Regions from separate parts of the Homo sapiens genome. Here region 1 is linked to region 2. A link is a loop called in an ENCODE intact Hi-C map of the cell type or tissue named here. Cell type or tissue: heart right ventricle. All regions are shown on one strand.

Region 1 (8,000 bases), 230 kb after region 2:
TCTATCTTCTTCTGCGTTCTGTCTGCCCTCCCTTCTGTCTTAGCGGTTCCCATACAGCCTTCAAAACCAATCTCCTCCAAGAAGCCTTTGCTAATTCTCCAGCCTGAGTTTTGGGCTCTGTGCTTTTCCTGTGCCTAGTGCACGCCTCTATTACACACCCTCTAAAAATGCACTCTCTCATGGCCTCCCCGAGAGTCTCAGCACATGCAGGGCAGGGAAGTGCTACCGCCCATGCCCAGCAAGCAAAGGCCTGGCCTTTAGCCATTGTCCATTTTTTTTTTTTCCAGATGAGTGAGTGAAAGCAACTAATATAAAAGGGGTCGATTTCTTATTTCCAAATACTTTGCAGGAATGGGGTTTATTCAGATAAATAAGATATCTAGTCGTATTGATACAAATCCGGCTGGGCTGTGGCTGAGAAAGTGATCACACATGAAATTCTCCGGTTGTCCTCTGAGTTCTATGCAGTATGGCTGGACCCCTAGGTTTCTGAGTCCAGCCATCTGTGTTATATTGTTGAGTTACAGAAGACTGCATTGCCAAACCAATCTTTTCTTTTTTCTTTTTTCTTTTTTTTTGAGATGGAGTCTCGCTCTGTTGCCCAGGCTGGAGTGCAATGGCACTATCTTGGCTCACTGCAACCTTCGCCTCCCAGGTTCAAGCAATTCTCCTGCCTCAGCCTCCCGAGTAGCTGGGACTACAGGCACCTGTCACCATGCCTGGCTAATTTTTGTATATTTAGTAGAGACGAGGTTTCACCATATTGGCCAGGCTGGTCTCAAACTCCTGACCTTGTGATCCACCCATCTCGGCCTCCCAAAGTGCTGGGATTACAGGCATGTGCCACCACGCCCTGACCAAACCAATCTTTTCTTAAGTTGCTATTTTGCATGATTTTTTTATCTTGGGAGAAATTTTAAAACATAGTCATGAATGACTGAAAACATGATCTGAATGCTATCAATAATAAAACCTGAAAAGGGAGACAAATTGGTTAGTGTTTTAGAGAAACTGAATTGGTTCTGGTTTCTGAGCTTTGCGAAATAGGCCTATACCAGCCTTCAAATTGGCTACCGAGACTTTCCTTGAACCTCCAGCTCTACGACACTGGACATATGAAATAGGCATGTGACATCTGTGGCACTAGCTCGACACCCTGTTTTATGACTATGTCTTTAGATCTATTTCTATCTCTAGACCGATGGCACCAACTCAGTGCCTTTTGTCATTGCAACAACCCCCTCAGTGCTCCTCCATCCTTCAGCCTCACTCTCTCCTCCAGGGTACTCTCCACGTTGCCTGCAAATTCAGCTTTCCAAGCACAGAATCCATCGTGTGATTCCCTTTTCACGCATTACATTCTTAGAATAAAGTCCAGACGTCGCTGCGATGCACCTGAGCCCTCCCAGTCTTGCCCGGTAAAGCTTTCCACTCTCCTCTCTGGTAGTTTCCTGTGGCTGCTGTAACAAACGACTACACACTCAGTGGCTTAAAACAACACAGATCGCAATCTTGCAGTTTGGTAGCTCGGACATGTGATGTGGATCAGGATCTTGTGGTTCTGTAGCTCAAACACATGATGTGGGTCTCACTGGGCTGAAATCAAGGTGTTCTCAGGGCTGCATGTCATTCTGGAGTCTTGAGAAAAAAATCCATTTCCTGGTCTTCTCCTGCTCCTCCGGGGCTGCCTGCATTCCCCGGCTTGGGGCCCCTTCTTCCATTGTCAAAGCCAGCAATGCAGGTCAGTCCTTCTCACATCACATCTCTCTGGCTTCTTCTGCCTCCTTCTTCTACTTACAAGGACCGTCCTGATTATGCTAGGCTGCCCAGATAATCTCCCTATATTTGGGTTAGCTTATAGCAACTCTACTTCCCCTTATGAAACATAACATTTTCATAGGTTCCAGGTCTGGCCCATGGACACAAATGGGGGACCTTACTCTGCCTAACACAATGATACCTCTTGCTACCATGTATTCCTTGCTCTAGTCAAACTAGAAAACCTGCTGCTGTTGCTCAGAGCATCATTCATATTTACACTTCCCTTGTGCTCACATTGCTCTCTATGTCTGAATTATACCTTCCTCCCATTCTCTATATATTCTCAAATGTCATTTTCTCCAAAGCCTTTTCTAAGTGGCCCAGGCAGCAATGCTCCTACCTCTACCATCCCATGCTACTTGTTTATATAGTTATCCCCATTATCCTTGGGGAATAGGTCCCAAGACCCCTCGTGCATTCCTAAAACTGCAGATAGTATCAAACCTATACATACTATATCTTCTTGTATACATACATACCTAGGATAAGGTTTAACAATAAAATAATAAATAGAACAATTATAACAATATAATGTAATAAAAGTTATGCACATGTGATCTCACTCTCGGTTGCCTGCCAATAACTGAAAGGCCAGCAAGTGAAACTGCCGAAGAGGGGAGCTGCTATACCACCCACTCCAGGCTGACGGCACTGTGTGCTAGGCTGCCATTCCCATCCCACGTCAATTCCCGGAACTTGCCTTCACTTAATCATTTTTGCATCTTCTCTAATGGCCACCAAAAATTGTGCACATACAAGGAGCTCGAAAATACGTGTGGCCAGGCACATCCCTGCAGTCCCAGCTACTGAAAAGGTTGAGGCAGGGCGGTGGCTTGAGCCCAGGAGCTCGAGTTCAGCCTGGGCAACACAGTGAGACACTCGTCTCTAAAATTTTTTTAAACGTGCTATATGGAATGGATTTTTAAATGTATGATGTCTCTGGGAGGGAATTATGATCTTCATTTAAATAGTTAAGCTCCTTCTGGTGAATTCTATTTATGGTTCAGAAGTTCTATGTATTGGACAGTTCCATAAATTGCTGCCACTAGGGGATGGGTGGAAAGGAAGCAAAGCTGAAGGCAAGGTTTTCGGTCATGAAGGACCTGCCTATTGTGTGTCTCCAGTATTTCCTTGCAGAGGCTGAAAGACGAGCCTCCACGTAACCCTGAAGCACTCAGAGTCTCTTCAGCATTACCCCTGGGTTTGCATTCTATGTGAAAACCTATGAAGTTAATTTTCTTTTTTTTTTTTTAATTTTTTCTTTTCATTGCACAAGAATAAGAAGTTACTTTTCTCATTTGGGAGAACATTCCATTTTTTTGTCTTAACACCAGACTGGTATGTTTTGGGTTTCCAAGAGAGATTTTTGAAATTATTCTACCATTATGATTGATATATATTTTTAAAATGAAGATATAATAAACAGGCACTTATGATAACAGTTGTTAGTATCTTTTAGTAATTTTTTAAAAACATAAGTTCCCAAAGAACAGGCCATTTTTCTTCTTCTCAAAAATATGAAACATTAAACAAGGATTATTTCTACTCGTTGGAGTATTTAAATACAGCTATTCAGGTAAACATTCATAATCCCTCGTCACACAGATGAGAATGATTCTCAGAAGGCTTGAAGGCCTTTCCCTTAGTCTCAGAACAGGTGGGCTGATATCCAATCTCAGGTCTTTCTAGCTTACAAGCACCTGCTATTTTAGGTATGATGATCCTGTGTCCTAACATCATACATAGAAAAGACTCTGCATTTGCTTTCAAAATTAATTATTCTGAATATTACTGAAAATTCTTATGTGATGAAGTACAAAATGTATAATATTTGGAATATGGAGTTATGTAGATCTGAGTAAGTTGCTCAACCTTTTTGAATTTCAGTCTGTTACGAAAAATTAGAAATTAGAACCCTACCTCTCCATTGGGTAAAGATTAAAAAACATAAATCAGTTAATTTATTTCATTATGTTTTATTTCCTACTGAATAGTTTGAAGACATCAGAGACTCTGGTGCCATAAAATCCCCTGCTCAGAAGCAGCATCCCCCACATATTACGAATGAGAACACCAGATGTCCTTCAGTATACAAACATCTGTGGGCTGTCACATCCTCACGGGCAAATCACTGTATCACGTGAACACATAACGGACTGACGGGATCCCTGAAGCGAATTGTTTATAACGAAGAAAGAGAAGAGAGTGATTGGGAGCCTGGAGCCCTGGTGCTTGGAGGAAGCGGATTTTCCTGGGACTGGCACCTGAGTGTCTTGTATCGGTCACGGAGGAGTCAGGACAGAGGGGTCATGGAAGAGGCTGGCGGGGCCGGGAAGGTGCTCTGCCCCCGTCTCGGGGTCCAGGGCCGTCCACTCCGCCCGTGGCTGCCGCCCGTGGCTGGCTCTCTGCGGAGCAGCCAGCGCCCGGTGGAACAGGGCTTTCTGGAAGGTGGCTGCTCTCTGACCATGTCCTCGGTGCCAGCCGGGTCAGGGGCTGCTGTCCACACTTCCCACTTAAGCCAGTATTTAAGACAGAGGGAGAAGGGAGGAGAAATGAGGGACAGAGGGGAGAGGTTTACATGGGGCAGTTGCTCCCGAGGAAAAAGAAAAGGGGTCCCCAGGCTGTCTCCCATGGCGTCCTTCCTGGTGCCCACCCTCTATGCCCTACCTGCAACCCCACGTGCGCATGAGAGGACGGACGTCTCTTCCAGCCTGAAGGGAAAGTGCAGACTTTCCGCATCTGCCTTGCAGCCGTATGTTGTAGAAAATGCCAGCAGGTAATTTGCTAAAAGTTGCCTGAGGAGTTCTCCATGGCCCAGTGGTTTCTATCTGCGAGCTGTGCTCCTCTTGCAGACGGACTGTCTTTCAGTAATTTGCAGCTATGTCATTTTTTTAACTTGTAATATATTGTATCATAGAAAAAAAGTCAGGCTCTGACTATCACTTTAAAAGCCTATTTCATCCACGACGTGGCAAAAATTCCCCTTTTTTTCATTTATTTTCTTTTTCAGTCATTTCAAAAAATAAATTATATAACATTTAAAATATTTTAATGTTTCCCATTTTGTTTGTCATGCAATCAGTTGCTAACAAAGTTATGAATAACATGATGCTCTTCGGTATATGAATGTATTCTTCAGTAAACACTGTTGAGCCCTACTCTGTGCCAGGCATCGTTCCCTGCTATTTCGGAGCTCACTTGAAAGGCACTATTGAGAGTCCTTGCCTCGCCCCCAACTTCCCCCACCACACACAGATTAGAGTGAACAGGCTTTACATTTTTTTTTTATAATAAACAATCTATGAACAAACATATGAACCTTGGTATCTCAATAGCAAATTATATTGCTGCTTCTATGTAAAAATATAGCTTTTCCCATGAAAACAAACAGAGGAATGTGCAAGAAATCTGACAGGAACTTCTTCTGGCTATTTTACCCTTGTTACTGTAGAAACTCCTTATGCTACGCTATTTTTATTGTGGTTATTTTGGCTGAAGTGTCCTCAGGAAACAACTCAGATTCAATGTGATCAGAACATTTGCTTTCTCCTGTTGCTAGAGCCATAGTGGTTTCACCTGGCATTTTTCTTTTTTAAGAGATGGGGTCGCCTAGGCTGGAGTGGAGTCACACCATCTTGGCTCACTGCAGCCTCAACCTCCCAGCCTCAAGCAATCCTCCCGCCTCAGCCTCCCGAGTAGCTGGGACTTACAGGCACACATCACCATACCCGGCTAACTTTTAAAAAATTGTTTGTAGAGATGGGGATCTCACTATGTTGCCCAGGCTGGTCTTGAACTTCTGGACTCTAGCCTCCCCACCCTCCCAAAGTGCTGGGATTACAGGCATGAGCCACGGCCCCTGGCCAACTTCCCATTTTACAGAGAAGGAAGGTAGGGCCCGTGAAATGAAGTGAATTGCTCAGCATGGTGCAGCGGTCATGGACAGATGAGGCTGCAGTCCAGCCCTGCTGAACTTTCCCGTGCACTGCAGTGTCTGTGACCTTCCACTTGCCACTCTGCAGTGCTCGTGGGGCTTCCAGGCCAATAGCTCTTTTGCTGGGAAAACAGCCGGTTGCATATGCTGAAACTATTGCAAGGACAATTTGGTAAAATCTTGAAGACCTTAACCAAAATAGTACTAGTAAATGAGGCTCAAACTCTCCCCATCCATCAAATTGGAAGCTTTTTCATTAAGGCTACTACTGAACTTTCTTTATTCAGGAAACCTAATCAGCAATAAAAACCCGACTGATCAGTGCAATATGAATTTTACTGCTGTGTGGAGACACGGTTTTATTTTGCCGTCAGGAAAAGTGAGATCTGACTGGGGAATGAGTGACTCTATAATCCTTCCTGCATCATTCCTGCTGGTCATGAAGGCGCCAATCCAAAGACTGCGTCCTCTTAGATGGGATCTGATTTTTAAACATTTCCTGGATGTCTTATTTTCCTTAGATCCTAGATCTGACATAACCCTAATGCATCTTGCATATTTTTTGGCTCCCTAATAGTTTCTGAGAAATTCCATTCCATTTTTATTTTTTTTGGCTGAAGCTGTGGAAAGACAAAAAGAGGGGGAGGGGAGACAGACGGACATTTAGAAAGTGTATTTTAAATTGCAAATTCAGATTGCTAGGCTGCGTTTGTACATGGAGAAGGAAGGGAGGAATGAATCAATAATTCAATGTTAAAACTGGAATCCTGCTTCAATTATGTGACTATTTTAACCAGAGTTATTTCAATCTGACCATCGATAATGATTCCATCTCCTCCTAGTCCTGAGCCTAGAAGTTAGCTGGGCCTTCACCTGTTCAAAGGGCAGGGTCCTCAGCGTGTTCCCTTCCTCTGGGGCCCTAGATCCTCAGATGGCTTCCTTTGCACTTGATCCAAGTCCACTCACTCTCACACCAGTGGGTCAGAAAATTAGGCTCATTTCTTTTGGAAGCAGTTGTTTCCCACGGCGTAGACATATGCTATGAATTTCACAGTTCGTTTTCTATCAAGATATTTCTAAACAGCTCTTCTTTTATTCATATGCTTGTCTACTGGGGAAATCACATGGTCACACCATATTGGTGGAAATTGTTGCTGAGGGGAATAAAACTTGATTTCAAATTTTGAAAGATAAATTGGACTATCTAATTAGCCTTGGTCAATGCAAAATCTTTGACTAGGAAAGTAACATTTTCTTCTGATCTGGAGCAGAGAAACAGGTTTTTAAATCAGTGGGAACAAGAGAGGGGAAAGACTTCCAAGTGTGTCCAGAGAAGAAGCAGATTTGTTTTACACAATCAGTCTGCAGGGAGAACCTCTGAGAACAGACATGATCATCTCCAGAGACTTTTAAGTTACTCACAGCCAAGTGGAACATAAGGGCTTCTTATTCAGGAAAGGCACTTAACCATCTTCTAATATAATAAACAGACAGGGACATTTTAGCGTTTTACCAAAGAGAAGTAAGTAAACGTAACCGTACCTAACTCTGTAATCTGAGCTGATCTGATGTGTACCATGTGACTGTAACATTGGAAGCTGCAAGGGGACCCTTGCAAAATGCGGGTAATGAGAGTCACCTCTGAATGAATGAGCAAGTCTGGGGAAGCAAACCCAAGCACTGAAACGTTTAGTGAATGGAAAGGGCCTATGCATGCCCTTCACAAAGTTAGAATTGTGGACTAAAATTAGAGTTGAATAGAGTAAACCTAAGCTTTGGAAGATTTTTGATATTGTGACTTTTTTTGTGTGTGCTACAAAAGCAGCAGTAAGAGCAATAAAAAAACCATTTCCCTTCTCTGTAGAATCACACCATATTAAGAACATATAAAAACTGTGCTATCAAATTAAAGTGTAAAACTAAGCAACTGGGATTTAGAAATATCATCCAGGAGTTTGAATTTTTAACTAGAAATTAGCTCTAAAGAAGTAAACTGTAAATGAGACAACTGGTATTGAAAAGTCTTTTCAGGGAGTCAGAAGAATTTAACCCTAGTTCCATCTCTATTAAATAGTTTGTTTTGTGATTTTTGTCACTCCACTTAATCTTTTTAGGTCCAGGTTTCCTTATCTACAAAATGAGGGCATTAGACCCCGTGCCTTCCAGCTTCAGTATTTCTCTGATTTTGGAAATTTTAGATCAGGCAGATATTGGTTCAAATTTAGAGAATCTGACATAAAAACTT
Region 2 (8,000 bases):
CGTGTCTCAAGAGCCATGCTTGGTGCCTAAGCAGTAACCAAGAAATATGGACTTTGCTATTAAAACAGATGTTCTTTAGAGGGTACTAGAGGCTGGGAAGAGGAAGGGAAAAGGGAGATAGGGAGACATTCTTTAAAGGATAAAAAATTACAGCTAGATAGGATGAGTAGTCCTGGTGTTCCGCAGGTCTGTAGGATGACTATAGTTAACAATAATACATGATATGCTTTCAAATAGCTAGAAGGAGGATATTGAATGTTCCCAACACAGAGAAATGACAAATGTTTGAGAAGATAAATACACTAATTACCCTGATCTGATCACTATACATTGTATGTATCATCACTATGTATCCCATGAACATTATGTGCCAATTAAAAAAATAAAAGAAAATATTTTTAAAAGGGGATGCTCTTTGTTAAGAAGAGAGATGGAAATGAAAGATGTCAGTACAGTGCATTTAAGTACTACTGGAAGATGTTTAAAGCATGACGGGATCCTTGAGATGGAACGTCTAATTCTAGGGGGGTGGATTTTAAGGATGTTCAAAGAGAAGGTGACATTTACGCAGAATTTTGAAGGACAACTAGTAGTTTGCCAAGTATATGGTTCCTGGGGTTCAAGGGTAGCTTTGGAGAGAGGAGAAAGCATTCTAAGCAGATAAATAGCACATGTGCATGTAAACAAGAGTGGAAATGCATCGGGAACCCAGGACACTGCGGGACTGTGGTATGGAAAGGGAGAGCTACAGGCAGAAATCAGGCTGAAAGGTTGGGGAGTGAGAGGGTAATAAAGGCTCTGCTTGTTGCAATGTACTCAAATTTAGGGGCGCCTGCCCAAGACATGCCTTTTTACAGGGGCTGCCCATCATTCACAACCTTGCTGGAGATGTGAGCCAAGTTAACATGCCTGTCTCTGGCTGTCCCTGGCTAGAGCTGATTGGACAAGGGTTGGTTCTGTGATCTTGGAGGAATCTAACAATAGACTTGGCTGAAACAAGCGTAAGACTTGTCTTCCAAAATATGAACTAAAGGTCTGATTGGTGTGTGATGGATGTGTGAGCAGAGGTACCGAGAGCAGGGGCTGAAGCAGCTCTTCTCCACCTCCTGAAGTACAGCTGAGCAGGTCTGTAGAGAGAAGCACAGGCACTCAGGGAAAGTGGAGACGAGGCCATGCGAGTCATGAGTGGGGCGTTGGTGGTGCACTTCCTGCTTTGTGTGCCATAGGATAGCTCTGTAGACTTTCATAAATACCCCTTTTAGGGAGACTCCATTTGCGTTCTTTGCAAACAAATGCACTGCTGTAAAATACATGCCATTCTAAAGAGTTTGGATTTTATCCTGTCAGTATGGGGAATCCATGAAAAATATTAAGCAGGGTTAACATAGATTCATTGTGTTGTCTTATAAATTAACTTGACTGCAACTTGAAGAATAGTTCAGAGAGGAGCAAAATCAGGAGAGGAAAACGCTAGGAGGCCATGGGAACAATCTGGACAAAGCCTGACACATCCCTCAGCTGAGGAGAGGCCTGGGGGAAGAGAGAGTCTAGATCTAAGGACATCTAGAGAGCCCCAGCTGAAGGACTTGTGAATGAGTGTTGCCGAGGCTACAGGTTGGGTGGGTATTGGCTCGCTTGTGGGACTGGCATATTGGTAGACGTGGTAAAACTTTAGAAGGAAAGAGATGTGCAAGTGAAAAAAATGAGATTCATTTCAGAGACATTGAGGCACATACAGGATATTCTTATGGAGTTATAGGCTCCAAGGAAAGTTCTGGGCTGCCACATGCAAATGGGCGTTGAAACAATGGGTGTGAAAGTGATTGCCTGTGAGGAGCAAGTGGAATGTGGAACACAAAAGTCTAAAACAGAGCTGGGAAGAAGGCATTCCTCAAGGAGCGGGCAGAAAAGGCTGAGAAGGGGTGAATTGGAGAACAAAGCCAGCAGAGCAGCATCAGAGAAAAAAGTGTGGTTTCAAAAGAAAGAGTCAAATGGTGCAGCACAGTCAATGAATGTAAGAGGTGGATTAAGACGTTTCAAGGCCATGCTGGACTCTGGCACAAGGCGTGCCAGGCTCTAAGGCGCAACAGCCCAGGCTGGCCAGAGGCACTGGGTTTGGGAGCCACTGAGCAGAGGTCACCTGCGGTGGCGGGGCAGGGGGGTGCGGGGGGAGCCACTGTCCACAGCCTTGATGGCCAGGAAAGGCTTTTAGGGATTTGTTAAACACTGTACATATTCTCAAGTCTGGGGACTTTTTAATTTCTTTTTTTCTTTTTCTTTTTTTTTTGCAGTAGGCTTTTTTTTTAACTCTGAATTTTAACAACCTAACTATCTAAGAGATTTAAGAACTGCAGTTTTTCCAGGCTTATGAAATGCAAAATGTTAAACCTCCCACTTTGCTAATGAGAGAATACAATTACTGTCTAACCAAAATAATTTAATGGCTAAGTGAGATAATTTAAAGGATCTGGAAGAGTCATGAATGCAAATAAGTGATTTTCTGCAATGTTTATCTGCCCCTCCCAGCTGAAGTCACTGAGTATACCAGCAGCTGCAGATCCCACTGAGCAGCGCTGACGGGATGGGATGGAGCCCAGGCCACCTGCTGGCCTGAGATGCAAGGTTCCCTCTGGCTGCGGGTGAGCCTTGGGCACAGGGAGTCAGCCTCCTGCAGGTGGGGCCTGGGCCTGTCTGATACCCACAGCCTTTAGTGTCTGTCTTCAGCGCGTTTTGCTCTCTTTTCCTACCTAGACTCCAAGATTCCTTGCCACCTGTGCTCCTGCCGCCGTTCTCCGCCATCTGATAAGCACTCTCTGGGCCCTGACACTGACCTGAACTGGACCAGGGTTAAGCCCAAGTCGCCCCGTCCTTCTGGGAAGGCTCTGTGGAGTCTCCCACATTTCTCTCCAGCTGCCTTCACCTCTCCCTTGCTCCATGGTCTTGAGGGCTCAGCCTTCCGGCCCCCATTCATTAAAGTTCATGATTTTCAATCACAAAGAAATGGCTACTTTACCAGAAAAAGCAGTCAGTTTGCTTAGGTATTTTTCCAGAGACAAAATGGAAGTTAAATGAAAGAAATAAGGTATCGCATTCCACCTAAGCCAGTGGGTAGCTTTACTTGAAAAACTGCCCGAATGTCCCTGTTTTGTCGTTGAGTGAACAGAGGAGCGGATGTGAGCATTTTTCAGCAGAGATGTGCTGCTTTGCAGGGAACAGGCAATATGGATGCATGTAAAATTCTTGCTTGAGGATTAAGAGTCCAAATGTGTTTTAAGAACTGGCTATGCAAAATCTCAGATATAACTGATAAACTGTTGTAATCTGGTTGGCATATAGTCCTGTCTGTACCACACTTTTTCTTTCCCTAAAACACAATTTGGCTTTCTACTTGTTGAACAAACAGATATGGCAAATAAAAGAAGGACAAATGTTATTGATTTTTTTTTTTCCTGAGAAAGAGTCCTGCTGTGTGGCCCAGGCTGGAGTGCAGTGGCGCGATCTCCGCTCACAGCAACCTCTGCCTTCAGCATTCAAGTGATTCTCTTGCCTCAGCCTCCCGAGTAGCTGGGATTACAGGCATGTGCCACCTCACCCAGCCTTATGAAGCGATTTTTACATATGACATTAGAGATATCAAAGGGGAGTGTCTTATGGTAAAAAAGCTCTACACGTTTTTAAAAACATGATTCCACTGGTATACATTTTTCCAATAAAACTCCAAAATTGATCCTATCCTAGGTATAATCTTATCCTTCTTCACACCTCTCCCATCCTTAAAAAAACTCTAAGTTAATTGGCCTTGGGAACATTTTTGGTTTCAATATTTACATTAGGATTTTGATTTTTTAAAATAATTATTGATCATTTCCAGTTTGAAAATGTTAAAAAAAATTTTTGAACAGTAACAAATTTTAAGAGGACTTTTTATCCCCTAAAGAAAGCCAGTTTATATAGAACTACTGTTATGCCAGTATTTTAAGGTGCCAGGTATATTTTCTGCTCTGATGAAATATTTAGGTAATTTCTAGCCAGACGAGATCAATAGAACAGGGCTGTACACTTTGTCGATATTTTGAGATTCTTTTTATTCCCAGACCACAAATGGACAGAGGCAGCTTTGCTCTTAAGAAGCGAGTATTTAACCACTAAAAATAGCTTATAGAATGTGAAGTCACCAAAAAGATATCTTGAGCATGGGAAAAAGAGAGCCCTGCGATCTCCCTTCTGTGATAAGAAAATTTCAAAGCACATTAGGGACTGGAATCTATCAGACTTCCATTCCGTCCCCAGAGGTACTTATTTTGGGAATGCTTACAGATGATAAAAACATGTTTGTACACTAACTACTCAATCTCCAGGCTAAATATACAGTCTACAGACTGTGTTGGTGGCTGCGAAGGCATCGTTTTCCTCGCAGCAAAGCCAGGGCTCGATTGATGGAGAAATCAGATTAGGAACCTCATTAGCCTTTGAAATGCGTGGCTGTGGGGCGAGGCCAGACTGAGGGAGATTCAGGGAGGCCAGTGAGAAAACCAACAGCTGCAGGAAGCAGTGTTCATCAAGTGGAGCACATCTTGTGGGGGTTGGAGTATTTGGAAAGATCTCAGAAGATATGCTTTCCTTTTCCTGTCACCAATGAGATATGCCTGGAATTGCTCGTTTTGTATATCTTAGAATGGGAAATGTCCAGCTTACGAATTATTTTGAGGTTAATTGCTCTTAGGAGATGTTTGGCTGTTGCTGCATTTTTGTAGCCTTCCTCTTCCAAATTGACATCACCCTTTCCTACGTAGTGGGTGAGATCCTATTGTGTCTAGAGATAGAGACAGATCAGGGCTGTCTGTGGCTGGGAGTGATGGCAGTCTCCAAACAGAGAGGGGTTTCTCTCGCTCCCTGTCGTCCCATCTCAGGCCACAGGTGGGCAGCGGAGCCCAGAGTTAAGTGGGAAGCCATGAGTGGGCAGACATTAGCTGTGCCTTCCTCTGCCTCAGGGGTCACCATCAGGATTTTCATCATTGTACTCGCTTCCCTTTCGTACCCTACCACATCCAGACTGGACCTGTGATGGGAGCTGAGGCTCCTTCTGGGTCTCAGTGTGTCTGAAACGGTCCTGTGTTGGGTGCTGGGATGATAGAACCGACACCCAGTGAGTCCTAGCAGTGGAACCACCTGCCCTGCTAATCAGACAACTGGAAACACCATTCCAAGTGGTTTGGAGAGAGCTGTGGCTAAGTATTACTGTCTTTTTAAATTCAAACGTCGTGTTAGTTTGTTTTCAGTCCCCTGTAGTTGTAGCCTTCTGAAAATAAGAGGATAGCTTGTTCAATTATTATGGCTCTAAGGAGAATTGTTGTAGGAGGGGAAGAATTCCCTGCTGAAGCCTCTTGGCTTACATGTATTAATGCTAACTAGTGGCCCTTTAGGGCATACATAATTGTAAATACAGCTATGTACTGCTTAACAAGAATACTCTGAGAAATGTGTCATTAGGTGATTTTGTCATGCAAACATCATAGAGTGCACTTATACAAACTTAGATGGCATAGCCTACTACACACGGAGGCTGTATGGTACAGCCTGTAGATCCTGGGTTACAAACCTCTACGGCACGTTACCGTACTGAATACTGTAACACAATGGTAAGTATTTGTGTATCTAAATATATCTAAACATAGAAAAGGTAGAGTAAAAATACAGTATCATCATCTTATGGGACCACCATCCTATGTCGATCCATTGCTGACCAAAATGTCGTTATGTGGCGCGTGACTGTATAATCCTGTTTCACCTGTAACAGCCGTGTGATTTTGTGGCTCATATCTTTATATAAATAGCAGGTTAGTGCTTACTGGCTGTATGTCCTTGGGCAGTCACTTAATGTTTCTGAGCCACTGTGTCCCCACCTGTGAATATAGGAGTAGCACACCATTCAAGAGTTTTATTAGAAATCAAGCAATGTGCTATTATGTTTACCGTGTAGCAGGTATGCAAGCAGTATACACAATTAATTATTATTAATTAAATCTCAGGTGCTCCTGTAATTTACTCCTGTTAATCATTACTAGGGAGGCTTCCGTTTCCGTAGTTCCCAATCTTTTTAAAAATTGATTGCTAATATTTGTACATATTCACATGGGACGTGTGATATTTGGATACATGCATAGAATGTGTAATGATCAGGGTATTTAAGATAACCATCTCCCTGAGCATTTATCATTTCTTTATGTTGAGGATATTTCATATCTTCTCTTCTAGTTATTTTGAAATGTACAATAAATTATTGTTAACTATAGTCACCCTACTGTGTTACTGGACGCTAGAATGTATTTCTTCTCTCTAACTGTATGTTTGTACCCCTTAACCAGCCTCCCTTCATCTCTCCTGCCACCCCCTTTCCCAGCTTCTTGTGTCATTCCACTCTCCACCTCCATGAGATCATCTTTTTTTGCTCCCATATATAAGTAAGAACATGTGGTATTTGTCTTTCTGTGCCTGGCCTATTTCTCTGAACATAATGACCTCCAGTTCCACCCATGGTGCTGAAAATGACAGGATTTCATTCTTTATTATGGCTGAATAATATTTAATTGTGTATGTATACTCCATTTTCTTTATCCACTTGTTCGTTGATGGATACTTAGGTTGATTCCATGTCTTTGCTATTGTGAATAATGCGGCAATAAGCATGGGGGTGCAGGTATCTCTCTCTTATACTGATTTCCTTTCCTTTGGATAAATTACCCACTAATGAAATTGCTATATTGTATCGTAGTTTTACTTTCAGTTTTTTTTTGAGAAATCTCCATTTTACATAATGACTGTACTAATTTACAATCCCACCAACAGCATCCTTGCCGGTATCTATTTTTTGGCTTCCTGTTAGTAGCCAATCTTACTGGGGCAAGACAATCCTCATTGCGGCTTTGATTTGCATTTTCCTGGTGACTAGTGATTTTGAGCATTTTTTCATATACCTGTTTGTCATTTGTATGTCTTCTTTAAAGAAATGTCTGTTTAGATCCCTTGCCCATTTTTAGTGGGATTATTTGTTGTTGTTTTGTTGTTGAGTAATTTGAGTTTCTTGTATATTTTGGATATCAGACCTTTGTCAGATGAATAGTTTGCATATATTTTCTTCCACTCAAGAGGTTGTGTCTTCACTCTGTTGGTAGTTTCCTTTGTTGTGCAGAAGTTTAGTTTAACATAGTTTCGTTTGTCTATTTTTTGTTTCCTGTACTTTTAAGGTCTTAGCCATAAAATCTTTGCCTAAATCAAGGTCCTTGAGTGTTTCTCCTGTATTTTCTTCTAGTAGTTTCATCCTGTTGGGTCTTATATTTAAGTTTTTAATTCATTTTGAGTTGATTTTTGCATATGGTGAGAGATAGGGGTCTAGTTTCATTCTTCTGCATATGAATGTCCAGTTTTTCCAGCACCATTTGTTGGACAGAATGTCCTTTCCCCAGCATATATTCTTGATGCCTTTTTTCAAAAGTCAGTTGGCTATAAGTACATGGATTTAGTTCTGGGTTCTCTATTCTGTTCCACTGGTCTATGTGTCTTTTTATACCAATACCATGCTGTTTTGTTTGCAGTAGCCTTATAGCATATTTTGAAGCCAGGCAGGGTGATGCTTCCAGCTTTGTTCTTTTTGCTCAGGATTGCTTTGGCTATTTGGGCTCCTTTTTGATTCCAAACAAATTTTAAGACTGTTTTTTCTATTACTGAGAAAAATGTCATTCCAGTCTGTTTATATCCTCTCTCAGGCTACTTCATACATGCCTGGATTTGAATCTCGAAGCTTGTGGTTCTTAAGTTTTTTATGTCGAAGAATCCCCTGGATTGTGTGTTAAAATGCATACCTCCTGGCACTACCTGGAGAGGTTCTAAATGTAGGTTTTTGGTGAGGCCCAGCACTGCATTGTTAAGAAGCACCTCAGGTTTTTTTGATCCAGACAGGCTGATCACAATTTGAAAAATAAGACCCAACATGTGAAATTCCC

Evidence for each region. A loop is a pair of places that touch in the nucleus more often than their neighbours do. Peaks named below come from ENCODE experiments on the same cell type or tissue, not always from the same donor. Only the 100,000 strongest peaks of a DNase experiment are listed, where the experiment ranks them.
Region 1: a loop joins it to region 2, with 7 times the contacts of the local background. A loop is called at or near these places in 4 of 110 quality-filtered maps.

The regions. Positions count from the first base shown.
Region 1 is chr4:187,172,520-187,180,519 of GRCh38, forward strand. No RefSeq gene overlaps it. Among named protein-coding and RNA genes, the nearest start is that of LINC02374, 25 kb to the right of the region's middle. In heart right ventricle, no CTCF peak of the experiment used is centred here; no DNase peak of the experiment used is centred here; H3K27ac peaks cover 2,673 bases; H3K27me3 peaks cover 429 bases.
Region 2 is chr4:186,944,229-186,952,228 of GRCh38, forward strand. All of the region lies in intron 1 of LOC102723906 (a long non-coding RNA gene), which reads left to right. Among named protein-coding and RNA genes, the nearest start is that of FAT1, 220 kb to the left of the region's middle. RefSeq lists an enhancer at 2,425-3,212. In heart right ventricle, CTCF peaks have their summits at 2,621 (motif pointing left) and 4,932; DNase peaks (open chromatin) are centred at 4,459 and 4,923; H3K4me3 peaks cover 628 bases; H3K27ac peaks cover 2,300 bases.